4 separate regions of the Mus musculus genome follow, and all the other regions are linked to region 1. Evidence: chromatin loops called from intact Hi-C (ENCODE). Cell type or tissue: left cerebral cortex. All regions are shown on one strand.

Region 1 (8,000 bases):
AACAAACCTCCAGTTTTATTTATAAAGCAACCCCCTTTGCCAGTGGGTCCACCAAGTCAGCCACGATCTGAGAAAGACCACTGGCATCAAAGATAGCACTAACAATGCAAGAAAGGTAGATGTTGGTGTGAAGTGCCACAGATGGTAACAGCTTGGTGGATTTACTTGAGGTGGATGATAAAACTCTTCAGTTAACAGAAGAGCAGAACCGGCTCTTACCTGCTGAGGCATCTCTCCACCCCACCCCACTAGATACAGTTTTACAACAAATGCTTTGTTTCTTTTTGTATGGGGTTGTCAAATATAAAGATAAGCACACATGATGGTTAAGAGATGACCCCTGGGTTGGTGAGATGGCTCAGCGGGTAAGAGAACTGACTGCTCTTCCAAAGGTCCTGAGTTCAAATCCCAGCAACTACATGGTGGCTCACAACCATCCGCAATGAGATCTGATGCCCTCTTCTGGTGTGTTCCAAGACAGCTACAGTGTACTTACGTATAACAATAAATAAATCTTAATAAAAAAAAAAGAGATGACCCCTTACATACTTTGGTGGATAGACTAATCCTAACATCCACACCCACAAATGGTCCCTTCACCTTGCAGCGTATGATTTGCTTTCTGGCTAAATAGAACATGTACATTTTTGACTCTAATGTATAGAGCCTGCTTGCTGGAAGGCTTTTCTTGTTGGCTTAATGAATTCTGGGAAATGCCAAGGTGCTAATGAACTACTGGTGACCTCTAGGAGCTGCAGAGAGTTTCCAGTGGCCAACTGACAAGAAGCTGGATGCTGTCTTACAAATGCATTAAAATGAATTCACTAGTGACCCGGATGAGTGTGGAAATGAATTCTTCTGCAGGTCATGAGAACACAGCCTAGCCTACACCTTGATGGTATGGGCAAAGGTCTCAAAAGACTTGGATACCTGAACCACAAAGGCTGTGAGGTACACCTGTTGTGTTTAAACCCTCCGGTTTGTGATAATCTGCAACAGTGGATAATTAAACACAATTACATCACATAATGGTAACACTTTCCAAGAGTTCCCAGAGTTGTTCCTTCTGTCTCCTTGTGTGTGGGAGGAGGATGGGCTGGAGAGTGGAAAAGCACAATCTAGAAGTTCTATCATTTCACTTGCAAATGCTTTTAGTACACATTTCTAGAGGATAAGGACTTTTCAATTGTGCCAGATGCCAGAAAAATCCAGTTTAGTTGAGAATAAGAATGGGCAAGTACTTTACCACGGAGCTGCACTCCCAATGCCAAGAGAGGGTGCTTTCTAAAGCCACCTAGACAATAGAGTTAACATGTGCTTTTGACAAAATAAAGTCTTGATCGTGTCAGCTAAAGGGTGGAAAAGCATAAAAGCTTTTACTTCAAATGCTAGAGCTGGTTGTGGTTGTTGTTGTTGTTTTTTTTTTAGAGCACACTTACCAAGCACTTAGTTGTCTCTGTAATGCGCTTGTCTGTCATGCAGTATCTCAAGTAATTCAAGATCAATTTCAATTGTCCACTTAAGACCCTTAGCTGGACTTGGTGGAACATATCTGAAATCCCAGCAGGCAAAAGGCAGAGAATCAGGAACTGGACACTACTACAGTAGCCTCAGCTACAGTAGTGTGAACTTATTTTTAAAAATGCACCCATCCACTTAGCAAACAAAGAAAAAGCCCCATCCAGCCCCTAAGAATCACACTTGCTTTTAACTTCTTGTAATTCCCTGTCCCATCTAATTACCATTTCTATCGCCCCCATTTCCTAGCTGGTTACATCCTTTTTCTCTTTTGGCTAGCCAAGCTTATCTATCTTTGACACTGAGCACTGAGGCGTGCTCTGTAAGGGAAAGACAGAGCTCTGGGTTCAGTGCCATTTCTATCACTGGGCAGCTCTGTAGTGTTGGGCAAGCAGTTCTTTGAGCTTGGTACAATAGTGCATCGCAGGGTTGTGGTGAGGATTACACAGAACGCAGGCAGTGTGCAAATATCCACCCGGCACAGAGAAAGCATCTTTTCCAAAGCTGTCTTTGTGGCTCTCCAAACGCTGAGTACTACAAAGCCCAGTACCTTGCTTCCCCGCCTTCGTCGCAGGGGTTGCAGGGACTTGTAGTTTTAGATCCTCAAGTCACGTTTCCTCCCTGAGTTGGACAGCGAGAGAAGGAACTACACATCCCAGCGGGCTCTGAAAAGAAAGTAGGGCTCAGAAAACCGAGCGCCCGTGCCGGGTGTCCTTTTGCGCTGGGTTACCCTAGTGCAAACGCCAGTTAGCGCTTCTACCGGGCCCCGAAGCCCAGGGGCGCAGCAGCGCTTAGGCTGCTGGGGCTCTCTGGCGCCGGCCTTGCGCCCGTTTGTATACCCAACTGTCAAACTGGGATGTAAAGAAAGGCGCACTCCAAGCATTCGCTAGATGTGCGGTCCCTTTATTGTGCGTGGGCTCCACAGAGGCAAGTAGACAGAAGTAAAATGAGCGAATTGTGAGCACCAGGGGGAAAAAGTAGAGAATGAAAGATGGGGAAGACAGCGACCTTTGCAAACAAAGCCTGCCACTGGGGGTTTTTAATCCAAAAGAGGGGGCAGATCGGTCGCTGCTGGAGCTGACACAGACCGCTCTGCTGTCCCCTGCCCTTCGAGGTCCCGAAGTCTGGCCTGTTTCAGGGGGCTGCTCATCACCCTGTCATCAAGGCACTCCACCCCCATCCTCTCGGCATCGGTAGAGTTTCCCTGGCGTCTCAGCCACGCGTGGCGCTGGGGAGGAAGAGGATGAGCCGAGGGCAGGCCAGGAAAGGTCACTTCTTTGCGTGGCGGGTACTCAGGTCCCCCGTAGTAGCAAGAACGGTTTTTCGACTGGTCATGAGAATGCGAGTGTCCAGAGGTGGCAGCTGAGACCGGGAATAATCCGGTGGAGAACCCCGTAGAGGAACTAAGTCCGCGGGGAGCGCATGGCGCCTCAGCACCGAGGGCAACGACCTGATTTCTCCTAGGGTGAAGGATGTCACCCGGGAGCCAGGAGCCTTCCTCCGGGCGCGCCAGGCCCGCACAGTCCCCGAGCCTTGCGCTCTGGCCCGGGGATACTGGGGCAGGGACCCAAGGGAGCGGGTGCCCAGGCTTCACTGGCAAGGAGGAGGAGCAGGAGGAGGAGCCCGGCTGTGAGGCGCGGGCGTCACCGCCCACCCGGCGGCGAGGAGGCGGACCTGCTCGGAGCGCCGCGCGCGCCGGGGCTGAGCCTTGCAAACAAGTGTCTCTGGCAGTGTCCCCGCGGCCCTCCGGCGGCCCTCGTCGCGCTAGGGTTGTCTTCTCCGGACAGAAGGAACCGAGGAAGCCCCGGGAGCCGCCACCGCTACCGCCGCCACCACCCTCGGCCTTAGCCCCGCGTTAGGGGCCGCGGACTCAGCTCGGCTGCTCGGCTCGTGGATGCGGGGTCGCAGCGCGGGCAGCGCCCCGGCTCCTACAGAGCAGCTCCTGACAGAAGAACGCGCGTGGCTGTCCCCACCCCTGGGAGGGGTTGCCGGTGTCGCGAGCTGCCGCTCAGTTTGCAGCTCTCTCTCCTGGGAGAATCCGTCACCGGGAAAGAGTAGAAACCACCTGGTCGAGGCGCAGAAGTGGCTCCGGAGGGAGCCGGCGTAAGGTCTGCTGCCTCGTGTCCGCTAAGGGCGCGGCGATCCGGGATCCGCCGGCCGGAGCCCAAGCGCAGCCGGGAGCTTGCGGGTGGCGAAGCCAGGCGCACCGCCTTCTGGGTGTCTGCTGAGCGGTTCCCCGCGTCCCGCGGGGTCCTGCAGCCCCGACCCCCCGGCTGGAAGCCACGGAGAACCGCTGCCGAGGACTGCGGACCAACATCGTCCCTCCCGAAAGCGGATTCTGCTATGACAGCTGGGCTCTCCAAGGGGTTAACCTGGGTGTCCTCCGTAAAGTTGTCGCCGAGCCGGGAGCCCGTTTAGGGGTCGCAGCGCCGCGGCTCGGGGGGCGGCCGAGTGGCCGGCGGCGGCCGTGGCTCGGCGGAACCCGCGCGGCCGGGGGGCTTCTGGGGGTGTGCGCCCCCAGCCGGCTGCCCTCGTGGATGCCTCCCGGCGGCGGCGGGCCCATGAAAGACTGCGAGTACAGTCAGATCAGCACCCACAGCTCCTCTCCCATGGAGTCGCCCCACAAGAAGAAGAAAATCGCGGCCCGGAGGAAATGGGAGGTGTTCCCAGGAAGAAACAAGTTCTTTTGCAACGGGAGGATCATGATGGCCCGGCAGACCGGCGTCTTCTACCTGACTCTCATTCTCATCCTGGTCACTAGTGGACTCTTCTTCGCCTTCGAGTAAGTGGCGGCTTCCAGATGCCGTGCTCCCCCACTCCTCCTGCCCCTACTTTGGCGACTTTCGTTTTCTGGTGTATATTGTTATATAATGTCAGCCTGCTTTCCCTTTATGGGACTTTTCAGCCCCCTGGAATAATGCCTTCTTGGGGCTGAATCCTGGGAGTAAGGAAAAGGAGAGAGGGGCGCTTGTAAGGTGTGCCAGGTCACTGGCTCCAGAGCATTGGCTAGAACCAAGCAGGTGGACTCTGAGTTTGGAACTAGCACACCAGCCCAGGTGCAGCCTTCTGGGGTGGAGTGGAGAATTCTAAGAGAGAGACTTGACTTAGTCCTTATCCCCGCCCCTGTGACCTCCCATCTCACCCCTGCTAAGGAAGTTCGAGGCATCTTTTTAAACCGAGTTGGCTGAATCTTAGTTATTTTAGGTTGAAAGTGTTGATTACCTACAGTGTCCTGCATGGGTTATTTCCTGTTTCATTTCCTTGTACCCCTGATTAACAGTCTTACCAAGGGTGGAGTGTACCTTCTTTCAAAGAAGTTTCCCCAGGAAATATCCACAGTTGATCATTTGGGAATATTTCGGAGAGAGATGTAAGGCCTGGAGAGGAAAACCAGACACCACGTGGCTCCTTCTGATTCCAGAAACAACCCTTTGGGGCTCTATCCTGGGGGCTGCGGGGGTGGGGGACGACCACTACATGGAAGTCTTTAGGAAAATCAAATAGATCATAGCAACAATCCTTCTGCCTGCTGAAGACAGGTCCTCCTTACTAGTAGCCCATAGGTAGAGTTTAGCCACAATCCAGATCAAATGCTCAGATTGAGTTCAGCCATCTGCAGCTTCTCCCCCCCCCCAATTCTGTGCCCAACAAAAATTAAAGTCTCTATTCAAACTTTTCAAAAGGAGTACGTTTATGGGCAGAATCTCTTTGAGCTGCCCATATTCCATCTGTTAACGGCATTGTATGTGTTTTCAGTCCTTGAGGCAGCGTCTGGCTAGGGTTATCTAAAACCTACTATGTTTGTTCAGTTTTGTCTTTAACAAGTACTGGGCTCTGATTTTGACACCCACACCCCTCTCCGATTTTCTTCTTGACCCTCTTACAGACCGTACCCCTCCGTTTTTGACTCTGGATTGCTCCGGTGTCTCATAAGTTACCCTTTGTGGGTGTTTGAGACTAAATTGGTGGCATCTGTTGGGGGACCCATGGGCTGGAGGGAAGGGATATGGGATGCATGTAGAATGCCAAAGAGGCATAACCTGTGAGGCTCCTGTTGTTTCTGTGTCCCCAGCCAGGCTGCCAGCTGAGTGGACCCGTGGAACCTGGAGGAGGGGGGACAGGGGGTTCGGATGTCCTTGCGTTTGACTTGAGAACCAACACCCAGGTGGGAGTAGAGGTGCCACATGTCTAACGGAAGTGCCATCCCCTCTGCGGTGGCTTTAGTTGCAGGCGGCTTCAGCCTGGAGAGTTGTCTCTGCTTCAACTGTCACAAAATGCTTGGAGCAGATTTGTATTGACAATTTAACTCTCTTTAGCGGTTCTAAGAGTAGAGAAAAATCAGGTAGTCGGCACGATCTGGTGATACAGAGCTTCTGTTGCTAGTGTCTTGCATGTAGCGTGGTGAATATGTCACTCTTGATGTGTATCCAAATCGTCACTATGTGGTGCGGCTACCCCACTGCCACCCCCATTATTATGTTCTTTTGTTTTCCAGTTCAAATATCACTTCTAACCAAGTCATCATAAATTTGTTTTTACTTCTCAGTCTCTCTCTGTATGTCCTTTTCCAAGAGTTCCCCAAAGCCTTCACTTGCAGCTTATTAAAGACCGCTTGCTGCACCAGTACTGTGCTAGTGGACGACTGTAGGAATAACCATGGGCACCGGGGTTTTATTAGATCCTATTTGCAGCATCGTTATTATGTCTGCTCTGTGGGAGTCAGGGTGTGTACGTGCGAGCATGCTCTCTCTCCACCACCTTAGCTTCAGCATGGCAGTTTGAAGTTTCAAGAAAGCAGGAGGCTCATCCTACTGTTCCTGCTTCAGTGGAGAAGCATCATAGGGTTCACTCAAACCTCAGGCATTAGAGTTTGGTAAGACATGACTGATGACAAGTCACTGTATTCCGTGACTGTATTCTATGGCTTTGTCCTGGGTACTGACGTCGTTGTAAGTTTTTAATCACAGCTACTGACAGAATGAAGTCAAATTACTCTAATCAAGTTAATTTGCCGGAGACTCGAAACCCAGGTCATCACACGCATAGGAGATGCCGATATTGTCTACTCCTGTCTGTCTTCCGGTCATTCTTTAGTTACTGAAGTTCCCTATTTGATTGTTTAGTTTTGAGTGTTGGTAGCTTTTCATGTGAACAGATCTGTTAGGCTTGTCATCGGGATCAAACACCCTAAAAAACAACCAAAAGGAGGAAAGATAGATGTGTGTTGGCTCACGGTTTGGAAGGCCTCAGCCTCTGTTTGCCTAAGACATTGCTTTCAGGCCTAAGGAAAAGAAAGATAACATGCCAGCAGGGCCACATGCTTGCGGAAGGCTGCTTACCTCGTGGCAGCTAGGAAGCAGAGAGGAGGGAGGGAGAGAGAGAGAGAGAGAGAGAGAGAGAGAGAGAGAGAGAGAGATAGATATGGGTGCCAACTGGACCTACTTCTCACCACAAGGCCCAATCTCCTACCACCTCCCAACGACACCATTATAGAAACCCACTCTTTGCCTCCTCATTCTCAATCTGGAAGAGATGAAGGAGGCAGGTGAGTGGAGAGAAGTGAACTCAGCAGAACCCAGCAACAGGCGTTGGTAGTGACCTCAGCCCCTGGAGAATGCAGAGTAGAAATGATTATTCCCACAAGAGAGATGAAGGGAGAGATCCCAACCCTAGCTGCAGGAAGGCTGCTGAGCCCACAGCCAGTTCTCCTGAGGTTCGCCCGTCCTGTTCTCTGCAAAGTATAGAATCTGGTTAGAAATGGAACTTTTGGAAATGTGTACCCTAAACAGTTTTCCAGCAGCATGACCCTCAATAACTGGTCATCTTTTATAAACTTTGTGTTCATGAGATTTATCATTGTCATCATCATCATCGTCATCAAATTGATACCACTTAGGATCACCTGGGAAAACAGAACCTCAATTGAAAAGTTGCTCAGATCACATTGGCCGGTGGCCTTGTCTATGAAATATTGTCTTGATTAAAGATTGGTGTGGGAGGGCTCAGTCCACTGTGAGTAGCACAATCCCTAGGCTATGTAACAGAAGTAGCTAAGCAAACTAGTGAGCAGTGTCCCTCCATGGTTTCTGCATTGGTTCCTGTGTTAACTTCCCTCAGCGGTGGACTGGAACCTGGAAGTGTAAGCTGAAATGGACTCTTTCTTCCCAAAGGTGCTTTGGCAGTGGTTCTCAACCTTTGGCTCGTGACCCCCAAAGGACCATGGGAAAACACGGGTATTTATTTATTTTATGATTAATAACAGTAGCAAAATTACAGCCATGAAGTAGCAATGAAAATAGTTTTATGATTGGGAGAGGGGTTACCACAGCATGAGGAACTTGGCGTTAGAAAAACTGAGAACCACTGGATTCTAGTGTTTTATCACAGCAGTAGACTCTAGGCTACATCAGGCTGAAGATGAAAGCCAGCTAGTACACCTCACTTCTGAAATCTATAAAGTGGGTCTACCTTTAAATGTTAAC
Region 2 (8,000 bases), 240 kb after region 1:
ATGGTTTCTATTGCTGCAACAAAACACCATGACCAAAAGCAACGTAGAGATGAAAGGGTTTCAATTTACAGCTTGTAGCCTGTTTTCCAATGTTCATCTAAGAATCTCCTATTGCAACTTCCCAGTACAGGCAAAGCTGCTGTGTAAGAGGTCAGACATACCTGTTACTGCAGACCTAAGCTATAGCCATGCACCCTGTTCAGGCCTTGGGGCTCCCTTCGGGGACTCTCTGAAGCTAATTCCTCTTCTCCTACCTCTATAGTACTTCCTGGGGTGTTCCAACAAAGTGCCATCATGGGGAGGGCTTAAAGTAACATAGCTCCCAGTCTGAGATTAGAAGTCTGAAACGAAGGCACCAGCAATACAGCCATGCTCTCTCTTACATAGGAAGCTCTTGCTTGCTCTTCCCAGCCCCTGGGGGTAGCACTGTGGTCACAGTGTGCTAAGACCACCTCAATCCATTAGGTGCTCATCTTCTCATGCTTGCGTTCACAAAGTAGCCATAGGTCACAGATAGGGTCCCATCTCCAGGTTGTGGGACTGGCACAATCCAGCCCATCATGTTCCCCCTTCAGCGAGCAGGGGAGTGGGAGAGAATGTGGCCCGGGTGAGGATGGTCAGAGAGGAAAGAGTGTGTGCAGGTGTAGCTTGCTCTGGTCTCCCATAAGGCACTAGCATGGTGCGGCCACTCACAATGTATATCTGAATTAATATGATAAGATGGCACAGGCTTGTCATGAAATGACATTAGCTTGAAGCTGGAGAGGGAAGTTGGGAACAATTGTGACAGTGGGGGGTGACTAAGAGGAAGCTGCTGCGGTCTGTACCAGGTGACATCTAGACTAAAAAAGGGAACAACCAATGCCACAAGCCTCTTTTAAAGTAGAAGTGACAGTGAGGCTAGAGCTCCCCATTAGAGCACTTGTCTAATATGCACAAGTTTGAATCACGGTACCCTAAAGGAAGAAGTGATAGAATTTGGTAACTGGTGTCATGTGGAGGATACATATGGAACAGCCCAAGATGCCATAATGGATCTAGCACAGAAAGAACTTGTTTTAATCTCTTTCTGCTACTGTAATAACACATCCTAACAAAGACAACCTACTGGGGGGAGGGTTTATTCTGGCTCACAGTTCATGTAACTTCACAACAGGGACTGCCAGACAGGAGGTGCTTGATACAACTAGTCACATTGTATCTGCAAGAAACAGAACAATGGATGCTTATGCTCAGTTCTCGGTCTCCTTTTTATACAATCCAGGATCCTAGCCTAGGGAGTGGTACCACCCACAGTGGGAGGATTGCCCCACCTTAGTTAACCTAATCAAGATAATCTCCCACAGATGTGTGGAGGGTCTCATCTCCCAGGTCATTCTAGAACCCATCAAATTGACAGCTGAGGATAACCATCGAAGAGGAACCCCAGACCTAGATGTATAAATTATGTTGCTGTCATATTTGAGATTTTTCTCACTCTCTCCTTCCTCTGATTGTTCTCCTGCAGCCTAATTGACAGAAGAGGCTATGTCCAGCCCGACACACCACAGCCAGCAGCACCATCAAATGGGATCACTATGTATGGGGCCACACAGTCGCAGAGTGACATGGTAGGTACTGCCTGCATCAGGGCCGCTATTCCCTGTGATGCCTTCTCTTCTTCTGATATGCCCTCTAACCCAATAATATATGCCTGGGAATTGCTTTAGTAGAAGGCACATCTGGATCATCCATGTGACTGACATGCTAACATGGGGAAGGAAAATGACCAATTTGGACAGTATTCATGGAGGGACCATGTCATCTAATCTGGCTGGCTTGTTACTTAACACACACACACACACACACACACACACACACACACACACACACACACCATCTCTTTGTTTCAATAGCATATGTCAAACGTATGTCCACAAAGTCAGGGAACAGTTAAAGACTAGGATCTACCTTCCCACCAGGGCTGGACTTGTTTGATAGTCTCCATATCCTTGCTGTCCCTTGCTCAGTGTGTGCTGCTACCATAATAACGTGCCCTGCTACTAAAGGTGGGCAGTGGACATCACCACACTTCTCCATACTTCCACCCTGAGTCTTAGACCAGCCTGTAGCCCCTCTATACAATCCTCAGGCCAAGGGCTACTTTATTTACAGTGTAAACCAAACTGCCTGCACACTGGAGCATGCAAGCAGTGTGCACATACCTCTGTCCAACAGGAGGTGGGGGAAGGCAGGAAGCATCTTTCCGTGGACACCTACAACCACAGCACGTTGACCCTGACTCCCAGCACCTGAACTTTCTGAGGTGTTTAGAAGGCAGTTGCCTCTCTGTTTGCCTAAAGACATGAACTTCAAGTCCCTACCCACTCTGCTGTTCGCCATTTGTACAGCTGAGTCTCCTACATGGAGTTTTCCTGTCACCCAGAGGAGCTGGCTTGGGGCTGGACTTGGGGAAATCTTGCTGATAAACATAGAGAGCTGTAAAGTCAGCAACCAACCGTCTCTAAGACCTGCAGCCGGGAAACCCTCCCGACTCCCTGCTCACCCATGGCGCCAGCCTCCTGCAGGAAGATGCTAGCTGTGGGGTCTTAGTTGTGTTGCTTCGCTAGCTAATAGGTCTCCTTTGAAAGCAATATGGATGTAACCCAGTCTTTCCACTCTTCTCCATGAGCATCCCGCATACCCACACAAGAAACCCTGAAAACCGGATTTCCTCAGAGGGAAGCAAGAACAGAGAAAGTAGGCTATGTGCTCAGCAAAGGGAAGATACTGAGTTTATTAGGCAACAGACGTCCAAAGCATTTAACAGTCTCATTTAATCCTAAACCCACAGTGGAACATTATCACTCAATTTTATTTTAACCGTAAGGGGGATATACCAGAATTTCTACCAGTGTCTGTTGATTGTTTCTCTGACTGGTACACATGCTGATATACATGCATTCTCCCACTCACTCAACCAGCACCGTCCCTGAGGTTCTTGCTATGTGCTAAGGGCTAGACTCAAAAGATAGAAGGGCTATGATGCTCTTTCTCTCACACTCAGTGTCAGCAAGCAGCACAACGTGGAAGCAAGCCTGTGATGACAACATTAGGGACCTTCACCGGACATCAGTGTCCAAGCAACATCAATGGTCTCGGCTTAGACTCTGCAAGGCTCCCAAGCACCAACCTCAGAATGCTCTGCACGGTCTCTAGATTTAGAACCTAAGCAGAAGCCACCTTAAAGGTGCTGTAAGCCACTCTGGAATCTATAATGGACATGAGTCGGTTGCTTTTATGGTGCATTGGCCAAACAACGTAAGGGAAGAGAGATTTACTGAGGCTCATGGTGATGGCTCTGCTGACAGCTGCTCAGCCCCCTGTGCTTGGGCAGCACATGATGGTGGCAGAGGTGTGTGGTGGGATGTAGTGCTGTCAGGAGCATCTGTAAGTGTGTAGCACGTGTCTTCACTTCCTGGAGAACAGAAAGCAGAGAGTGGGGGTGGGGTGATGAATGACGACAGGTAGGAAAAAGATACCCTCTTTGCACGAACACCCAAGTGGCATGCGTTAGGCTCCCAACAGTCCCAGTACCTCCCTCTACTGGCCATGGACCAGTTGCACACCATGAGCCTTTGAGGGGCACAGAACCCTGCTTTGCCAAATCCCTGAGCCAAAGCACCTCTGACTGTCATAGGAACTATACAGAGGCATCTCTTCCACATGGGGGCGCTGTAGAGTCAGCCAGCAGCGGGCTTCCACTGTAGAACCTTTAGGTAGATCCAGAGAAGAACATCGAGGCCTTTAGATGCCTTGAAGAGGAACAAGGGTGGTGAGGGGAGAGAGAGCTAACTGCAGAGACCAGAGCACCATCATCTACCATATACCTGAGCTTGAGGAATTGCATAGCCCTTTCCTGCCCCAAGTTTTCATCCATAAGGTGGGAACAGTAATGTGTCATCTGGTAGGGCCTCTCTGAAGATGAAGTGGGATAGTGGACAGCATTCAAATCTTGCCTGACACAAGACAAGTACCATGGAAGAATCCACTCATACCATTTTCTCCCCGAAGTTCATGAATGGAAAGATCTGGCACACTGTAGCCTTTAGAGCATCTGCACAAGAGAGGGCGGGACTGTGTGTGTAAGCGCTGGGTTCCTACCAGTCAGCCCCGTGACCGTTAGCAGCTCACACTGCCTCGCTAGTCCTCAGTGCCCCTCTTTTGCTTACAAAAGAGGGTCTGGGGCTTCCTTATCTAAAGTCTCTTACAGCTCTGAGCAGCTGAGTCGATCCTTGAACGTCACAGTCCCAACACATAGGATAAGCCCACAGAAGAGGGCGAGCCACGACCCTGAGATCTCTTCTCCAGCCCATCACACCCCACAGTCTCCAAACTGAGCATGTCTATCCTTTCCAGAGGATGGGGCATTCTGAAGTCTGGTCTGTATGCCCCCTTCCCCCCAGAGTCACACTGTACAGCTCTCTCCCCACTTGCCTTGTGTTCCTTACATTTCTGGGGTAAGTCTCACTCGGTCACGTATGCAATTCTTTTTATGCTGCTGGACTTTACTTTGCTGGGATTCTGCCGAAGCAGTTTTGTCTCTATTCATAAGAGCTTTTGGTCAGTAGCTTTCTTTCTCTGTGAACTCATTCAGTGTTGGTATCAGGGTGACACTGGCCCTCTATTATGAGTTCAGAGTTGCATTCTCTAGTCTTTTGCTGAATAAGTTGTGAAAATGGATGCCATCTTTTCTTCAAAGATGTGGGAGAACTCACTGGTGAGGCCTCTAGCCTTGAGTTTTCCTTCACAGACAGATATTTGCTCTGTGCTGATGAGTCTGTTCCAAGTTTCTGTTTCTTGGCCAGTGTCAGCCATGGGTGTCTTTGCCTTTGTAGCAATGTGTGCGTCTCATCTGTTCCCGTTGACCCATCTGTCTTACATCAGTACTGGTCTATTCTGGAAATGGATGAAAGATGAGATAACTGGAGGACTGGAACTGTTAAAGCAAATAAAAAGTTACAATGATTTATAAATATGGAAGGAAAGAGATGTAGGTAGAGACTTCAGTGCAATTAAAAGGCACATGGTGCAGGGCTGGCCAGATGGCTCAGTGGGTAGAGCTGCTTTCCATTCAATTACAACCCTGATGACTTGAATTTGATTCCCAGAACACACATGGAGCTACAAAGAGAAAACCAATCCTGCTGAGTTTTCCCCTAACCTCTACATATATTCTGTGGCATAAACACACCCACACATAATAATGAGTAAGATAATAAACTTGAAATAATTTTTAATGCACATGGAATAATCCCTGAGAGACAAGTTGGGATTTTTTTTTTGAGGCAGGGTTTCTCTGTGTAGCCCTGGCTGGAACTCACTCTGTAGACCAGGCTGGCCTTGAACTCAGAAATCCGCCTGCCTCTGCCTCCCAAGTGCTGGGATTAAAGGCGTGTGCCACCACTGCCTGGCAAGTTGGGATCTTTTTAAAGGGTGGTCTTTGTTTTAATCTGTGTGTGTGTGTGTGTGTGTGTGTGTGTGTGAGAGAGAGAGAGAGACAGAGACAGAGAGACAGAGAGACAGAGAGAGACAGAGAGAGACAGAGATAAAGACAGAGAGAGTGAGTTTATGCGTGTTCACATATGTGAGTACAGGTGTCCACATACCACAGCACACATGTAGACATCGGAAGACAACCTCAGTTCTCCTTCACTTCCACCTTGTTGGGACTGTGCCTCTCACTGTTCCTAGGTGCGTCTGCAAGGCCAGCTGGCGCATGATCTCCTGGTGATTATCCTAACTCTGACACCCAGCTTGCTCCTACAATTGAATGTCAGATGTGCGCCACCGTATCTGGCTTTTGTGGGCTCTGAGGATCCAGCTTAGATCTCACACTTGGGTGGAAAGAGCTTTACCCACTCGACTATTTTCCCAGCCCTGATTTTGGTATTTATTTACTTATTTTATAAAATACACATGACTTTCCTCTCTGAGAGGGCTGGAGCCTCCAGCCAAGGGACTCCACCAGGGGTCCTGCATCTTCTACAGTTTGGTTTGCCTTCTTTCTCTTTGAATAGCATTAGAGGCAAATGTATATGCCCAGAAGTGTCCTGGAGATGCTAAGGTATGGTGAAATTAGCTATGGTATCTTTGGGGCTATTACAACACTCCTTTCATTAGACTTTCTTAGAATGCCTATAATTGACATCTTAACTACAGCTATCACACACACACACATGCATGCATGCTCTCTCTCTCTCTCTTTCTCTCTCTCTCACTCTCTCTCTCCCTCACACACACACACGCACGTGCACTCGCGCACGCACACTACAGCCCAACAGAGCCAGCGGGGCATAGCCAGCAGACATGAATAGCTCCCAAGCTGTCTGGTGTCCAGTGCAGCCCGAGAGAGCAGGCCTCTCCTTTGCTCCATCACTGAGAGCAGCTGGCCCAGGGGCTTGCCATGGCTTCCCTTTGTGTGTATTTACTTTGTATGGTTAGCACTCACAATCGATTGTGAAAATCTTGCATCCTAACCCTCCATGTGAAACAAACATACAAATCTTATCATGTGGAGTTAGTCAGTGTCATAAAGTGAAGTTTCAGCCGTTTTGAAGCAAAGCCAAGTTTATTTGGTACACACCCACACTGTATTAAGTGGTGCTACCTGAGACCCCCCCCCCTTAGTATTTGTAAGGACCATCTCGTTCCATGCGCATTACAACTTAGAAGGTATCCCCACTTGTGATTTGAATGAGAGTATTCCCCATAGGACCGTGCATTTGAACACTTGGCCCCCAATTGGTGGACTTTTGGACAATTGGTGTTTAGGGAGGACTAGGGGGAGTAGCCTTGCTGGAGTATGCCATCTGGGATGGGCTTAGGAACTTCAGAAAGTTCTCTCCCCCTCCCCCTATACTTTCGCCTCCCTCTATACTTCCCCTCTCCCTCCCCTTCCCTTTCTCCTTCTCCTTCTCCCTCCCCCTCCCCCTCCTGCTCTAGTCACCATGCCCACCTACTGCCTCTGTCCCTATCATTATGAACCCTAGGCCAACATAGATCCTTCTTTCTATAAATTACTTTGGCCATGGTGTTTTATCACAACAATACAAAGGTAACTAAGGTACCATTTTATAGAGGACTAAACTGAGGTTTCAAATCTTGGATAACTTGCTTGTACGTATTACTTTCTGACCCTGTGGCCAAAACAGTTGACAGAAGTCACTTCAGGGAGGAATTGTTTCTTTTGCTCCTGGTGTCAGAGGGTTCATTCTGTCCTGGTGGGAAAGGTGTGTGGGACAGGAAGCTCGTACCCTGGGGAATGTTCCCCCTCGGCTGGCTTTCTCTTTCTCTCTTCTGTCCCAACTAGACCTCCCCACAACCCCAAGACTGTGTTTGGTGCTTTCCGGGTAGGTCATTCATTCTCTCTCTCTCTCTCTTTCTCTCTCTCTCTCTCTCTCCCTCTCTCTCTCTCTCTCTCCCTCTCTCTTTCTCCATGAATGTTCTGGAAACCTTCACAGACATACCAGTCTCATGGGTGCTTCTACATCCAGTCAAGTTGACAGTCACATTAGCCATTACACTGCCCAGAATCACATAGGTAGTGGTTCAAGCATGCTGAGAGTACGTGGGGTCCTGGGATCAGCCCCCACCACTGAAGTGGCAAAGGGGTGGCTTTGGCTGAGAAAGACTTTGTGGAACATTCCTGTCATCTTGACACTCAGAAGGGTGGGGCAGTCCATGCTACACTGTATGACTGGTGAGTGAGGGGGAATGTCCTCAGCTTCCACCAGTGATACTCCTTTTGTCTGACCCAGTGTTGCTCCATCAGCCTGGGAGCTCACCAGACTCCTAGTTAGTCAGAATCCCAGGGGAAGGTCCACACATGAGAATTGCTTCTTATCTTCAAGTTTTTAATATTTCATACAATTATTTTTATCATACTCTTTTCCCTTCCCTAACTCCTCCCAGATCTTCCCCAATCCCCTTACTCACCTCTCTTCATGTTCTTTCTCAAA
Region 3 (8,000 bases), 57 kb after region 1:
TTGCAACGGCTAATGTGAGGGCGGCTCCCCACAATGTCCAAGAAAGTAGGAGTTAAAAAAAAAAATCACTTTTCCCAGGGGCCCCCAGAACCATTCTTAGAAACAAGGTGTTTGTGCCTAAATAGTAAGATAATGAAAATTAACCACAGCCTTTAAATCAGAGCCTTGTTGGAAGGGAAATGTCAATTTAGAACTGGAAGACTTTCCAGTAGGTCCTTTAAAAAAATTTTTTTTTGTGTGTGGTATGTGTGTGTGTTTGTGGTTTGTGTGTATTTGTGTGTGTGTATCTGTCTGTGTGTGGTATGTGTGTTTGTAGTGTGTGTGTATGTATGGTATGTGTATGGTACATGTATGGTGTGTGTTTGTGGTATGTATGTGTATGTATGATATGTGTGTAGTATGTGTATGGTGTGTATTTGTGGTGTGTTTGTATGTATGTGTATGTATGTGTGGTATGTGTATGGCGTGTGTTTATGGTGTGGTGTGGTGTATGTGTGTGGTATGTCTATGATTGTGTGTGTGTGTGTGTGTGCGCGCGCGCGCATGCATGTAAGTTGCAGTGTCCACAGAGGCCAGAAGAAGGTGTTGGAGCTTGAATTACAGATGTTATAAGCTGCCAGATGTAGCTGCTGGCTGAATCAGGTCCTCTGCAACAGTAGTCAGTCAAGTGGTCTTAACCATTGAGCCACCTCTCCAGTATGCACCCTCCATTCCCCACTCCCACCCCTACCCAAGTAGGTCCTTTTTAGTCTTCAGAGAGGCAGTGTGAGTGATGGTTAGGAGCAGGAACCTCACTGCCAGAATTCCTGTACTCAGGACCTGGGCTCTTTACTTACCTGTGCTTCTGTTAGCTCAGCTTTAGAATGGGCTAGTGATACAGATCCTGAAGAATTAAACGAGGACAGCAGTATAAAGCACCCACCTGGCCTGCACAGTTGCCAATGTTATTTTGATTATTGTAGAACCTTATTGTGACTCCCAGGCAATCCCAACTACTCCCTTGAGAACTCCTCCTGCTAGGAGGACTTAGTTAACCCAGTTGGCTTTAGAGTGCAGGACCTGCCTTCAGGGAACCTCGGTAAAGTTTGTTGCCATGTGCATCAATGGGGCCTAAGAAACCACCTGTAACTCCAAGGGTTCTGAAATGGCAGCTGGGTACTGAGAGAGTTTTCAGTCCCCCAACCTGGCAGACCAGTGCCTCAGTACAATGTTTGTACATATCATCTTATTTCTTGTAGGGCATTGCTTTGTCTTCCTTCTTTTTTTTTCCACTTTATTTTTTTTTAATTAGGTATTTTCTTCATTTACATTTCCAGTGCTATCCCAAAAGTCCCCTATACCCTCCCACTTGTCTTCCTTCTTTTGTGGGTGTTGTATCAGTGATTGTATCACAGTCCCCAATCATGTTGGGCAAGTACTCTGCCGGCAAGCTAGATCCCCAACCTCTTCTGCTCTCACTAGTTGCCCCCGATTGGTCTTGAATTTATTCTTGAGTCCAGGAAGGTTCTGAGCTTGTCATTCTCCTGCCTCAGCTTCTATGTCACTAGTCCCAGCCTGAGGGATATTTTCTTATGCCTTGATTCTTTACAGAGAATGAGCATGCCAGCTGGCCATCTGTGTTAGAATACAGAGGACAGGGTGACCCTTCTGCCCTCTGTGGCTTGCTTTCTGGGCCACCCCCCAAGAGGCGAGATATGGAAGCTGAGTATATCAAAGTCTCAAAGTGTAGATTTCCCAGTTCTTCTATGCACGTGTGGCCCAGGGCAAGTTGGATAACTTTCTTCTGCAAACCTTACTCTCCTATTTGTAAAATGGAGCAGATAATATTTGTCTCATAAAATGTGACAGTTTTAAATAGATGGAGCTTAGGTAAGAGTTTGTTCTCCGAGGAAACTGGGTGAAGGGTCCATGAAACTTCCTTAAGCTAGTTTTATACCCTTGTGTGAGTCTTTCTGTTATTTAAAAGACAACAGCAGAAAACCATGCAAAGAACTTAGCACTGTTCTGGTCTCTCATAGGCTAAGCAGCCTCTGGAGTGTGTTTATACTAACGAGCAAAGTTCACACCCCCTGATAAATAGTTATGTGTAATTCCATGTTTACTCAGAACATCACTCTGTTGCCATACTATACAAATAGAGACTCAGTCCAAGGGAGAGGGAGCACCTTACTTGGGGTTACCTGGAGGACATTCCAAAACCTGACATTATGGGATGCCCATGGATAAGTACTTCGCTATGAGCTTCTTCCTATTAATAAAGTCAAAAAATAACCAAAAAGATGGGTTGGGGGGAGCGTCTTGGTAGACCATAGACTCAGTATGCACAAGGCCCTGGGTTTGCTCCCAAGCACCCACCCAGAGGTCTACAGAAACAGCAGCAAATGTTGGGCTTTCTTATGGTGGTGGAGCCCTGCATGTCTGAGGAAATAGGTATCTTGCTACTTTGGCAAATACCGATTCTTGGTTGTGGTCGCCCTGAAGTTTGTGTTTAGACAGAGCACCCATTCTTCTGTCTGTACAGGGAGACTGTGGTACCTCCCAGGGTTCTCTGAAGTCCAGGCCCAGTCACCGGGCAGACCTGTGAGGAGGCCGTCCTGTGGCTGCTGTCCCCGCTCTATAATTCTGGTGTCTTTATGAGCAGCCGCACATCTTCATGCTGCCTTTATGAGGACTGAATATTGCACCGCACTCCATTTCCAAAGACAGGAAGTGCTGGCCTTGACAATCTTCCTTAGTCTATGAGCTATCAAATGTGGATGTGATGTGACATACTGCCACTCTGTGGCTGCCACCATCCCCATGCCAGTAGCCTCCTGAAGGGCCCCTCCTCTGCCTTCTGTCCCCATTGCCTACCATTCTCTCAGCCGGACACTAAGAAAGGTCTTATCGAATAGACTCAAAGCCATGCTACCTCCTCTCTCAGAACCACAAGTATCTTCACCATCGCTGGCAGGTTCTGACACCGCCAGTCTAATGTGGCCAGGTAGCCTCACTTCCCACTTCACCCCTGGGCATCTGGTCCCGGCCATCTGCCTCCACCCTCCCACTTGGTCTAGACACTACTGTTCCATTTGCTTATTCTCTGGCATCATTCAGGGGTTTTGCCAAGCATCGCTTTCTCAGCAGAGACTTGGATGACTGGCCTGTGTATAACATGATCATCATGCCTTTATCCATATTTTATTTTTATCCTTGGATCTCTATGACATCCAATATAATGCATGCCTTTTAAATTTGCATATTGCTTTCATAGCTATATCCTTAAAGGCACAATTATCAAGTTTTTTCCCCTCTACTAAGTGTTCAGAAATTGGACCCAAGTGTGGTGCTGCCCAATCAATACTTGTTAAATGATTCACACTATCATTCACAATTGGTATGAGTTTCCTTGATGACTGTGTCATAAATGATGGATGACATACATTCATCCGAGTGTCTGTCGCCCATGGACCCTGTCCCAAACATCCGGCACACAGTACATCCTCAGTAGATACCCAGAGTTCTCAACCTGCCGTCAGCAAAGAGAATCTTCTGTCCGGGGAGCCAAACTGCTTGTTGGGAAGATAAGAAAATGGAGGGAACTGCTAATGGGAATGCTGGGATCTTTTCTCACTCTAAGGTCCTGAGCCTTTTTTGAGTTGCCTAGGGAACCAACCTGTGGCCTGGCTTTCGCTTTTTGGTGACCAGGCTTGTTTTGCCTGACTGGAAGAAGGGGGCTTGTACAGCCTCCGGCAGGCAGAGAGAAGGGCATCCCGGCCAGGCAGATGCAGCAGCCCGTCGCACTGGAGCGAGGTGGTGGCGCAGGCCTTTCTGGACTTTTTACAGGTCCTCTCTCCCTGCTCTGTCCCACAGCTTCTGGTCAGGAGATGCAAGACCTATTTAGCCAGAAACTGCTTCCAAGAGAACACCAAATATTTGTCCTTATTTCCAGATTTCTGTTAATTTGGCTATTTGTTCTCAGTTGCTATAACCGCTCCACGCTCTACGTCTGCAAGTGTTGGATTGGCAGATGCGCCGCGTGGGAGGGAGGAAGGGAAGTTTCCTATGCTGATTTCTCTCTTGGCAAGTTCATGTGCAAGTGCGTTACAGCCTTTTGTGTAAAAAAGAAAAGGAGGGGAGAAAGTTTTTCTGTTATTGTGTGTGCGCATCTCTCTCTCTCTCTCTCTCTCTCTCTGTGTGTGTGTGTGTGTGTGTTTAACTGCATACAGTCAGAGCCACATGTTTCACAGACACTCCTGTGGACTTGATAACCTTCTCCTTCATGTGGAGTTCATTGGCAGAGAATGTTGAGCGAGGTAAAATTGCTAAATGAAGTGTAATGGAGATCACCTCTGCTCACTCTCCAATGTGCACCAGTTACTGGCACTTCCTAGCTCCTCTATGGCCAGAGGTAGCAAGGGCATGTTGGATAATAATACAGGTATACCTGAGCCTTTCCACTGGCTTTCAGGAGATCCACAGTGGTGTGCCAGTTAGAAAGATACTAGACCCATTCAGGGAGTCTTGTGATTGGGTCAACTGAGAAGCATGACAGTGAGCTTTGCTTCTATCAGGCACAATCCAGTAAGCTCTGTGCCTTAGAACAATGTGTGTTTACATCAACTTTTGCCACACAGGCCAGCTCTTTTGCTGTGAGCCATTGCCCGTCTTTACTAATCACTGGATTGGCAGGCTGTGGGAGCCACATTGATAGGCTATCCTTCTGGCAGGGACGGGAGCCCTAACACTGGAGAGAGGGTTGCTCTGTGGATGCTGCAGATGGTCCATTGTCTGCATCTGTTGGTCAAACCAATCCTTTGGCCAGTGTGGCCAGTGAGCTGCAGGCAGCATGGCAGAGGGCATGGTATCAGTTACCTGTCATCTGCGTTGGTAGGAATAAGTCTGCCCGTATGTTTGTCTGTCTGTGCTGGTACCACCACCTCTGACTGACGGCAGGGCTTTTAAATGTTAGTCACCTGTGACCCTGTTCATCTAAGTAAGATTTGACAACTGAGTATATGGGTGTCTAAAACAGGTATATCCTATAATAAATCATGAAGAAAGTATTCTAAAGCAGTTCTTTGCTCTATGTGTAATTCTACTGTTTAGCGTGGAAGCAGATTTGCATGCTGATAAGATGAGCGTGCTTGCTCATTTTTACACAGAGAATTATCTCTTAGCTGAATATTTGATACTGCGGGTGTGTGGGGGGGGGAGGATCCTCAAAGCTTAGACAACTGTTTTGTATAAGTTCACGATACACAGAGTGGCAGACGTATGTTTAGAGACATTTTGGGAGTGATCGGAAATTCCATCCAAATCTCAAGCAGAAATGCATTTAATGGCTTAAGAAATGAAACTCAAAATAGCAGTTTTTAAAATCAGACATTCTAACATGAAATAATCCACATGCTGTGGAGTGGTGGTGGAGAAATATGGGGGGGGGGGAAATCTATGTTTTTCTTACACCATAATGTTTTTTATAAGCGCAGGAAAGTGCGTTCACAGAGGACCCTGCAGTTTAGGGTGTGCAGTAGCCAGGTGTTTCTGGAACATTCGTTGGTGCTGTAGAGCATGAAGGTGTGCACAGGGCAAAGTGCTCAGGCCGGGTTCAGAAGCAAGGTCACTGCAGTGGAGCTGCCGCGTGCAGCGCAGGCACTGCTTGCAGAAGCACCACCTCCTATTGTTTTACAAACTTGACTTTGAATCAGTTTTTGGTTTTGGGGTCTTCAGCAACCTTGCATGGTTGCTCAATATTTTACGACACCCCACCTCCCCAGAGTGCTGTCTGGGATCATGATTCACAATTGAAGAAGCTATGGCTTTATTTTTTTTAATTTGTAAGTTACAATTTAATCGTTTATTTTTGTGGGGGAGGTGGGGACATGAATATACACAGCCCACACACGTGGAGGTCAGAGGACAGACTACAGGGGCCAGTTGCCACCACAGAGATCCTGGATCAAACCCAAGAGGTTAGATTTGTCAGGAAGCTCCTTTCCGCGCACAGCTCCCTTACTGGCCTGGTTTAGATGGTTTTTGGTAGTTTAGATAGTTTTCACAGTTCCCAAGCCTTAATCTAACCTCCCCTCGGTAAACAGCTTCACGAACCACAGGAAACAGCCAAGGGTGGATCCTCTCCACCCTTTACCAGAACCCCTGAGAACTGGCTCACAGGAGAAGCAGAGGGCATATGTGAGATCTAGGACCCTCAGGGGCTGCATTCCACACCTAGACAGAGGCAAGAAAGCAATACAACCTCAGAGATGCAAACTGCAGAGATGTATGGAGCAAATGTCTTACTTAAATTTGTAAATAGCCTTATTTGTTCATTTTTTTAATGGAACTACATCTACTATTCAGAAAAGAAGAGAGCTATTGGGTAAAAATGTTTCCTGCATCCCTGTCTCCAAACTTCCTTCAGCCCCATTCACAGGGTCACTTCAGCCTCTCTGTGTCCTTCACACAGACGTAAAACACTTCTGCCTCTCTATAGAAGCCTCTTAGAAGAACAACCCATTTCAGCCAAAATTAATTCTGCTACAAACTGTATTTTTGACTCTTCTAATGTGCATTACCTTTGAGCCTATCTCTCAGGAAGATTTTGTTACTCAACAAGTATATTTTATGTTATATGCTTAAGTATATTATATAAGTATATATAACATATAACATGTATAGCAAGTTTATTCTGTGTTAGTGTAAGTCTTCACTCTCAGATGAAATAAGAAGACCAAGTTCATTTAGAAAGGGCGTGTAGGACCGAGCACGTAGTGCTATAAACTTTAACCTTGACCTTAGCCGACAATGCTGACCCTCTGTCTTCTGGGAGCTACTGATGACATCACTGTGAAATGAGCCTAAAGCTGATTCTGGGCTCTGCTGCAGCGGGGTAGGAACTGAGCAGAAGACATGCGTGGTCATCCAAGGTGATCTGGAGATCTCCAGGTCTGCGCTTAGAGCATTGGTTTTTGACAGCTATGGAAGACGTGAGTGCCCCCCTGGCACGCAAAGCCTCTTCTAGGTTCCTGAGCCCTTTGCTTCTACTGCACCTGTTTGCTGGTGGCAAGGTAAATATGCCCATGAACCAAAGGGAAACATTGTTCACAGCGCATCATTTCCTTGGCTCTTTGCCCAGGGATGTTTGATCCTGGAGCAGAAAGGCATCCCCGAGGGACACCAGACAATATGCTATTGTTGCTCCTGCCAAGGTGGCTGAGTCTGAACCCCCCACTTCCAGCAGATGCCATGTTCCTTCTCTTTCAGCAGGTGTATTCTTGGGGACCTCCCCCCCAACACTGGCAGCATGCCTGTTTTTTTTTTTTTTAAGTAACAATTTAAAGGTCTCCCCACGCCCCTAAGGAAAATGTATCCAACGAAATCCCTGAAGAAGAATCCTGGGCCAAGGGAGGCAGTTATTCATTGTTGCTAGCTTGGATCCAACTTACAGAACTGCATCTCTCGAGATGCCAGACTAGGACCCCACTGCCAAGGTGGAGGGTGGCCTTGCAGCCACCAGTGCCCAGCCTACTCTCGTTCTGAAATTCTTCCTTCTGCTCAGCTGCATCCCCATGAGCCTTATGTCCATTTGGGAAAGAGGAGCATGGGGTACAAAGAAACCAGTTCGTGGGCTTTTGCTAAAGCTGTGAATGGGAACCAGGGTACAGCAGAATGGTTCTATCACTGACCACATTGGCCGCCATTGGCAGTGAAACCTAGCATTGCTGAGTGAAGCAATAGACACTCACTTTCCAGATCAACAGTCACGATTTCCAACCAGGACACCCTGTGTAAGATGAGCCTCGCATGGCAGCTCCTATTGATCTGAGGCCAGTCTGGGACCCAGGCACTAGCATTTAAATTCCAGTTCTGACACTTGCTTGTTGTGTGACTTTGGGTAGTATACTTGGTGGGTCTCCGATTTCCTTCCTTTCCAGAATGGAGATGGCTGCAAGGATTAATCTCGACTATCTGCTTTATAGAATCTAGAAGCATGTAGGAGAAAAACCTTGGGCATGTTT
Region 4 (8,000 bases), 260 kb after region 1:
AAAAATAAACAAAAAACAAAAACAACAAAAACCAATTTTATAGATAGAATCAGTGTTCAATTATTGTGGATCCTTTAAAAGGATTGTTTTGAAAATGAAAATGTTGGTTTCTTCCATGTGGTATTATTCATCTATATGAACTATCACCATCATAAATAGGGGCTTAGCCTTTTCCTCTTAAGATTACATAACAAGGGAGATAAATTCAAGTACACTTTAGAAACAGGGCCACCAAATTCAGAGAAAGAGGAAAGTGGTGATAGCGCCCTCTACTGGTGGAAGGTTAAAAGTCCGATTAAAAAAAAAAAAAAAAAAAAAAAAAACAACCTAAAGCGAAAAGCAGAGTGACAGGTGAGAAAGAGGAGAGTGGAAGATGAGAAGAAAAAGAGAAAACAACCAGAATGCAAGTAGGAAAGGAATGTATCGAAGAGAAATGTGGAGGGAGAGCACATAGGGTGTGCAGTAACAGACAGAAAGAAAGTTAAATAGAAACAGCTTTAAGAATGGGGGCTTAGAGGTGGCTTACGGGTTAAAAACACTTGCAGCCAAGCCCGACAACCTCGAGTTTAAGCCTGAGAATCCACAGGGTGGAAAGGGAGCACTGACTTCCTAACATTATCCTTTTAACTTCCACATGCATGTGCACACGCGCACACACATGCACACACGCACACACATGCACACGCGCACACACATGCACACGCACACACATGCACACGTGCACACACATGCACACACGCACACACATGCACACGCGCACATACATGCACACGCACACACATGCACACGCGCACACACATGCACACACGCACACACATGCACACGCGCGCACACGTGCACATGTGCACACACATGCACACATGCGCACACAGGCATGTGCACACACATGCACATTCACCACAGATAAATAAATGTAACTTTTAAATCCTTTTTTTAATCAACAAGAGGAACTAGAAATTAGAAGCAAAGGTCAAACAAGCAAGAGGGGGTGAGGATATTTGTATTGGGCATCTCCTGAGAACACGGGCTGCTTTCCAAACCATGATGTTCTCACAGAGGATCCATGACCATGAGAGTTCCCCCAGTCATCACCCTTAAAATTTGAACAGTATGACAAATATTTAAAAATTCTGACCTGAAAAAGTGTGTATGTGTGGTGTGTGTGCAGTGTGTGTGTGTGTGTGTGTGTGTGTAAAGTACAATTATAGCCCTGCATAATCCTGATTCATTTGATTCCATTGTTCTAAGGAGATGTTTACTGCAGACACTATTTATATACTTACAGTATGGAATGATAAATTCCAGTGTACAGAGCCTGTAGTTTGAAACTGATGAGACCCCACCCTGCCCCAGTTCCGATCATTAGAAGAGATATGGGCAATACCTCCCAGAAGTCCATTTGCATGAGTCAGGTGGCTTTCCAAGGCTGCAGGATTTCTCAGCCCTTAGGTTCACAGTTTCTGAACTGTGCTCGTCAGAACCTCAGAAACCTAAGAACGGCAGAGGGGGGGTCATGAGGCGTTTACACATAGGTCCTACAACCAGAGAGCGCCCACAGCTATGCCTACCCAGCCATTAAGGTGTTAAAACAAATGTACGTAGAAGTCAGTGTTGAAATAGACACTTGGAAAGACTTTGGGGTGACTTTATGCAGGTGTGTGTATGTGTGTGTGTGTGTGTGTGTGTGTGTGTGTGTACATACCCATGTATATGCAGGTGTGAGTGTAAGGTAGGTTGGAGCAGAAGTGAGGAGATCAGAGGTCAATGTTGGGTGCTGTTCGGCCAGCGCTGTCTATCTTGTTTTCTGAGAGTCTCTCACGGGCCTGGAACTCAAAACGTCGCCTGGGCTGGCTGGCCAATGAGCCCTAGGGTCCATCTGTGTATGCCTTCCCAGCTTTGGGTTTGCAGATATCTGCTGCTATGCCTGGCTTTATTATTATTTTTTTTTAGCATGAGTTTGGGGAACCATACTCAGGTCCTAGTGTTTGTACAACAAACATTCACCAGCTGAGCCTTTCCACAGTCCAGATGGCACCCAGTGTCACCACAGAAATCTATAAAATCTATAAAGCATTTTCAACAGAGTTCCAGCCAGTGACAACAGCGCTGTGCTTGCTTTTAGCAAGCCATGAGTCTGCATGGGAAGCCACCAAAGGGTGAACTGCAGGAGGGGACACGGGTGTGGGGGCTGCACTGCTGCAGAGGGCTTCTGGGAGGGGAAACACTCAGCTGCAAAGAGCGAGACCTTGGAAGGGAACAGTGCCAACAAGAGACCTGGCACTTCATGGTGCCCCTGGGTTCATGGTTCCCCACCCCCACCCCCAGCCCAGACCTGGGATAGCTGTTTAAGTCAGCAAAGTGGTGTTTGTTACTACACATCTCAGAAGCCACACCAACGCCTGCACTGGCAACCACATTGTTTAAGAAGGCTCTATTGGGTACTCATAAGCTCTGCTGCCTGGCTCAGATGGGGAAATGACTGGGGGCGAGAATGGGCCAGCGATGGGGGGATTCAGAACACTGAGTGACAGGGTATTGTGGCTGCACATGCGATCCCAGCACTTCTTTTTCCTGGGAGTCTGTAAGAACCAGTCAGAAGACGTGGGCTGGTCCCTCAGATAGAATTCGCCAGTTAGTTTCCAATGTGAAGGATTTACTTCAGTCAACAGAGACAAGCACTCTCTTCCTTCCTTAGTGATGGCGGATGGTGTGCACATGAGCAAGAGTCCTGACTGTACCTGATGACAGCAAGAATCTGTCATCCAGAAAAGGCCACTGCTTTCCCAGCTGGAGCCTTCTGGCCTGCCTTGTGGCCCAGGTTCATTGGCAGGGTACCTGTGGCACTGTGCCTAGCTTTCATAAGCTGGGGTATTTGAGGAGCCAGCATGTCTCTGCCAGCAGGAATCTTAAATGGTGATTGTCACAGAGCAGTCTTACAACGTATCTCTCTGAGCCTGATATCCTGGAAGCATATGTTTAATCAATGAGGCTGCCCCATCAGGGCCAAGCTCATGTGCTATGCAAAGCAGACAGTGGTGCCTGGGCATAACCCTGCCTGCTGCCCTGGAAGATTAGAGTGCTTCTCTAATGCTCTGATAGCTCTGGTGTGGGGCAGGAATGATTGGGGAGACTGGACAATGTATACGTTAGTGGCTCATGGAGTTTAACCAACAGCCGTTCCAGCTGCTTTTCCCAGTCTTCTCATCCCTTTGAATAGCATCTCCTCATTCAGTCCCCTCCTCCTTGCTCCCCCCAGCCCTCCCCTCCATCTCCACATTTCTTTGACATTCCGTTGGCTGGGTGAGACCCGATTCCCCATCCCCAAGGCTGTCATCCTCTGCTGGGCTTCCCTTTAAGTCTGGCTCCAGCCTGGAGTCAAAGACTTTAAACTTCTAATAAACTACTAACTCCTTGGGGCCTCAGCCTTCTCTTCTAGGCTCATGGACAGGGCGGGGAACTTACAAAAGGCATGCTCTGGGAAGGGTGCACACACAACGGGGCATGAAATAGAGATCTGCAACCTCAGACGGTTGCTCTCTACTCCCACTAGGGCTGCCTTGTATGTGTTCCCATGGGCCGCCAATGATGAGAGGCACCTCTGGTTGTGCCTATTAGCAATAACAGGGCTATTAGTATGTAGTTTGGTAGTGACTTAAAACTCAGGGACCACTAAGCCAAGGAAAGCCAATATTTACCAATATTTGCACATCATGTGTGGTAGTGGTTGGTTTGCTTAAACAAACAAACAAACAGCTTCATGCACTTGATCCTCCATACATGTAAGTGCGTGCGCGCACGTGGACACACACATACACACTACATGTACACATGCATACATACTTGCTTGCACTTCACAAACAAACACATACACAGAAACTAAAGTTCTCAAACTACAAGAAGCTGTGGTCTCTATTGCTGTGGGTGGGAAATCCTGTGACCCTTTTCTGGGATTGCCTATAAATGACATCCTTTAAGTTTGGAATCAAGGGCATAGAGGCTATAATGTAGCTAATATTGCACCCTGGAGGCCCACAGAGGTACCTGCTCACTAGAGTACTTTATTCTGCCACACAAGTGTGTATGTGTCATGTGCTAGGGTCTCTCCTAATGTCTGCTCCTTGCCTCTGCCTTACTGACAAGATACTAATGGTTTCTCTTCTCCCTCACCTACCCCCTCCCCCGTCCCACCCTCTCCTTTTTCATCTCCTTTCCACCTTTTCTTTGCTGGCTCCTGCTGCTGTTCTCCAGTGCGACCAAGACCAGTGCATTCAGAGCACCAAATTCGTTTTGCAGGCCGCAGCCACGCCCCTGCTTCAGAGCGAGCCCAGCCTCACCAGCGAAGAGCTGCATATGCCTGGGAAACCCGGCCTGGGCACCCCATGTGCTAGCCTGACGCTGGGCCAGCCCACACCACCCTCCTCCATGCCCAACCTTGCCACGGAGGCCACACTCTCAGACATTATGCCCCTGAAGGATGAGCATGGGGGCCATCAGTTTCTGACCCCAGATGAGGCACCCTCACCGCCAAGGATGCTGGGGGCAGGCAGCCCTCTAGCACATAGCCGTACCATGCACATGTTGGGTCTGGCCAGCCAGGACTCCCTGCACGAAGACTCCGTGAGGGGCTTGGTAAAGCTCAGCTCCGTGTGACCTGCATGGCCAGCCCTGGGGACCACAGGTGACAAACAAAAACAAATTACTGGACATAGCCAAGAGGACGTTTTGTTTGGAATCTGCAGAGTGGACCGGGAAGAGGAGACTCCCTCAATGGGAGGAGCCTGGAATTGAAAGAGGCAGCGTGGATGCAGCGTGCAGCGCCCTCTGTCGGCTGCTTTTGGGACAGACACGAGGAAAATTTTCGACACTGGTGGCCAGACTGAAATTGGACCTAATGTTACAGCTACTAATTGAAATCCACCCGCCGTTCCATTTGTTCATTAAAACAAAACGAAACAAAAGTTCCAAAGGGAAAAGCCGGCCAGACATGGGATTGCATGCCACACTATAGTCTGTGTTACAGCAGTGGTATTCCAGAAGAAAAGATGTCTCTCTGTTTTCCTTCTTTTTAATCTTGTGATACTTTCCAATGTGACAGACCGAACCCGGTGGGTAATGCCATCCTTCGCGACTTACTGGACTTAGCTGTATGAGGATGGGCGTTTCCTGATGAAGAGGGTTACTGGGGGCATCCCCTGTTGCAGACGGCACCTGGGGTCTATCCTGCCCTGGACAGACATTTTAACCCTCTGTCAATGCTCAGATGGATGTCATATTGTGCCACCATGGGGCAGTCCTCGCCTCCTGTGTGACAATGACCTTCCTATGGACAGCCAATAAAATGACTCCTCTGTTATTTTCTTGATCTGTATACAGTTGTCAACAGCTTGCATGTAGTTACTTACTTGTTCACATTATCTCTGGTAAGGAATAATTCAAAACAGCCAAAGTTGAAATCTTCATGTTGTGGGTTATGGTTCGGCTTCTTAGATGGGAGCTGAGCTTGCTAACAGTCCTCAGCCCTTAGCACCCACCTTCCTGATCTGTTTTTAATACAGGCTTAAGGGGGGTTGCTATGAACTAAGAGCCACTCACACAGCAATTATGTGTAGTAAGTGGAGGGAGGGGTACCCAGGAGACGGGATGTTGTCTGGCTGTCTTCTCGGTTCCATGTGATGTTGGGGCGCTACAGACCTCATAGGCATACCTCATGCTCCTCATGAGGCAACAGCAGCCCCACCCTGGAGCTGAGGTCACATAGATCACAACTGGAGACAAAAACAAGATGGCGGCTTCACTCCATCTGTCACCTGGCATTTTAGGGAGCCAGACTATCCGGGAGGAGCTGCAGGAAACTCACCAGCGCTCTGCAGCCTTCATTCCCAGCCCCATATCCAATGGCAAATCCACAGAGCACTCTGTGACTCGGCACCAGGTGCAGGTCTCATTAATACAGTAGACACAATGTTACTGGGGCTAAAACCAATTCCATTCAAGTCAGACAATTGTCATGCTGAAAAGTGGCTGCTTATGTCTTCCTTGTGACATCTCTGAGGCACCTTCACTGTTATGCCCTGTGGCAGTGTAGAAGTTGGAGAAGGTGAATTGTATGTAGCCATTTTTTTTAAGTTTTCTAGACCTAATTATTTGTAATTTAAGACAGAACTGTTCTTACACAACCACACACTGTCAGATGCTCCACCTATGAGTAGATGTCCACAGAGTTCCCCCTACACCTTGTCAACCACATCCGGGCCCCCACCTGCTCCTTACCCTGGACCCAAGGGTGGTCTGGTCTTTTCCCAGTTTCTACCCTTGGGGTGGGGTAGGGGAGCTAGTCTTTATAGATACCTTGGGGTAGGGTGGGGGAGCTAGTCTTTATAGATACCTTGGGGTAGGGTGGGGGAGCTAGTCTTTATAGAGTCCTTTCATTCCCGATACTCCTAATATAGTAGTTGCCAATTTCCTGATACCAACAGCCCCATTTAAAAAATTCCAAGAAGCAACCATAAGTCACTGAATACAGTTGCCCCTCCATCTTCCCTTTCAACTGTGGATTCAACCAACCATGAAAATATTTGAGGGGAGGGTATCTACACTGAGTTGTGTGTCTGTCTTTCCATGTTATTCAATTGCACTGCATTGTGTTAGATATAAATCTCCTAGAGATGAGACAATGCCCACAGAAGGAGGTTTGTGTGTTCTATATGCAAACATTGTTCAGTTTTACTAATAGACCTGAGCTTCCATAGATGGGAGCTTCCATGGGACTCTGGAACCAATCCCCTAAGGACACTGAGGGACAAATATACTTATTATCACTCACCCTGTTCTAGACCCATCCTCCATACATATGTGGTGCCATTTTTCAAATAGGGGTTTGGGGACCTTGGTAAAAATGAATCAAGACGGTTCAGGGACAGGTGGTGTGGAACTTGAATACGACAAGTGGCTAAAATAATTGAAAGTTTAAAGCCCACAGAATGTCACAGACCTTTCTTCCTGTTTGGGAATAAGCAACTGGGCTCTTAGGGCCCTACTTCAGCGGTGAGGGTGAGGGGCACCATCCAGAGAGGTAAGTGGCTTGCATTTCCCATTAACTGGGTCCATCTAGTGTGGCTGAGTGGACCTTGGCATTCTAAATGCTTCGAGAGAGTTAGCAATCGATTGGCTGCTAGCTAGAAAAAAATAAGATAAATATTTTACCGTGCTATTAAGGTTTGGGCCATTAGCACACATAGGGGCCGAGAGGGGGTAAAGTCCATCTGCTTCCCATTCTCCTACCGAGCACTGGGAAATTGGATTTAGCCAGAGCACCCTGGTCCAGATCTGAGAAGGGTGATGATGGCTGAATGCCTGCTTCTGAGCAGACAGGCTGACATGCCACTCTGTGCCACGGGCAGTCAGCACAGTACCACGCTGTGCCCACTTGAAAAATGTTCATTCCAGCTCTGGATGTGATTGTTCAGCCTGGGAGAACAATGTTATATCCCACCCACCCCCAGGCAGCAGAGTGCCTCTCAGAACTACCCATACCACCAAGTCTGTTACGTCCTTGCCTGTGTCAGCCAGGGACACTGACATAAGGTGTGCATGAAAGTGCAAAACAAGTTACAAACTCCATTGTGCAAGCCATGTGATGCCAAGCCCTGAGTGGGTAAACCTTAGCAGGCTTCACACCCTAGGCCTGGTGGACCTTCTCTAGACTAAAAGCAAGAAATGAATGTATTCAGGTTGTAGTGGGTGTCCGGGGTACAGGGCTTGGTGGCATCTCCAGGAATAAGTCAGAATGAAACTTTTCAAGGGCTTCTAAGAACTCGCCCATACAGCCTTAGCACCTGTTCCATTCAGAGCCGAGCCTACCCAGCATCCTCTTGGGGCCTTGAACCAGCTGCCTCCCAGCCGTGGCTTCGGGCTGGAGCTCATTTGGCAGGTGTCAGGATATGAATTAGGGTCTTTCCCACCAGGGGTTTCTGTTCTTGTCCACACCAGGATCTCTTCAG

Evidence for each region. Hi-C counts contacts between places; a loop is a spot of excess contacts. Peaks named below come from ENCODE experiments on the same cell type or tissue, not always from the same donor. Only the 100,000 strongest peaks of a DNase experiment are listed, where the experiment ranks them.
Region 2: a loop joins it to region 1, with 2.9 times the contacts of the local background. A loop is called at or near these places in 5 of 42 quality-filtered maps.
Region 3: a loop joins it to region 1, with 2.1 times the contacts of the local background. A loop is called at or near these places in 3 of 42 quality-filtered maps.
Region 4: it touches region 1 in a loop (2.8-fold over the local background); 6 of 42 quality-filtered maps call a loop at or near these places.

What each region holds. Positions count from the first base shown.
Region 1 is chr17:5,489,392-5,497,391 of GRCm38, forward strand. Gm52310 reads right to left here and starts at 3,835. Exons shown (of 2, transcript XM_030250193.1): 1 at 3,584-3,835; 2 at 1-3,361. The coding sequence starts at 3,835. The coding sequence ends at 2,558. It overlaps Zdhhc14 (zinc finger, DHHC domain containing 14), which reads left to right and starts at 3,209. Exons shown (of 9, transcript NM_146073.3): 1 at 3,209-4,300. The coding sequence starts at 4,056. In left cerebral cortex, CTCF peaks have their summits at 482 (motif pointing left), 2,264, 2,463 (motif pointing right), 4,078 and 1 weaker place; DNase peaks (open chromatin) are centred at 1,129, 2,155, 2,762, 2,901 and 4 more places; H3K4me3 peaks cover 4,991 bases; H3K27ac peaks cover 3,137 bases.
Region 2 is chr17:5,729,965-5,737,964 of GRCm38, forward strand. It overlaps Zdhhc14 (zinc finger, DHHC domain containing 14), which reads left to right. Exons shown (of 9, transcript NM_146073.3): 8 at 1,508-1,610. Among named protein-coding and RNA genes, the nearest start is that of Gm41519, 37 kb to the right of the region's middle. In left cerebral cortex, a CTCF peak has its summit at 3,637; a DNase peak (open chromatin) is centred at 3,659.
Region 3 is chr17:5,546,656-5,554,655 of GRCm38, forward strand. All of the region lies in intron 1 of Zdhhc14 (zinc finger, DHHC domain containing 14), which reads left to right. Among named protein-coding and RNA genes, the nearest start is that of Gm52305, 23 kb to the left of the region's middle. In left cerebral cortex, no CTCF peak of the experiment used is centred here; DNase peaks (open chromatin) are centred at 4,028 and 4,620; H3K27ac peaks cover 324 bases.
Region 4 is chr17:5,748,444-5,756,443 of GRCm38, forward strand. It overlaps Zdhhc14 (zinc finger, DHHC domain containing 14), which reads left to right. Exons shown (of 9, transcript NM_146073.3): 9 at 4,249-5,448. The coding sequence ends at 4,650. Among named protein-coding and RNA genes, the nearest start is that of Gm41519, 18 kb to the right of the region's middle. In left cerebral cortex, CTCF peaks have their summits at 243 (motif pointing left), 444 and 4,823 (motif pointing left); DNase peaks (open chromatin) are centred at 250 and 4,806; H3K4me3 peaks cover 283 bases; H3K27ac peaks cover 561 bases.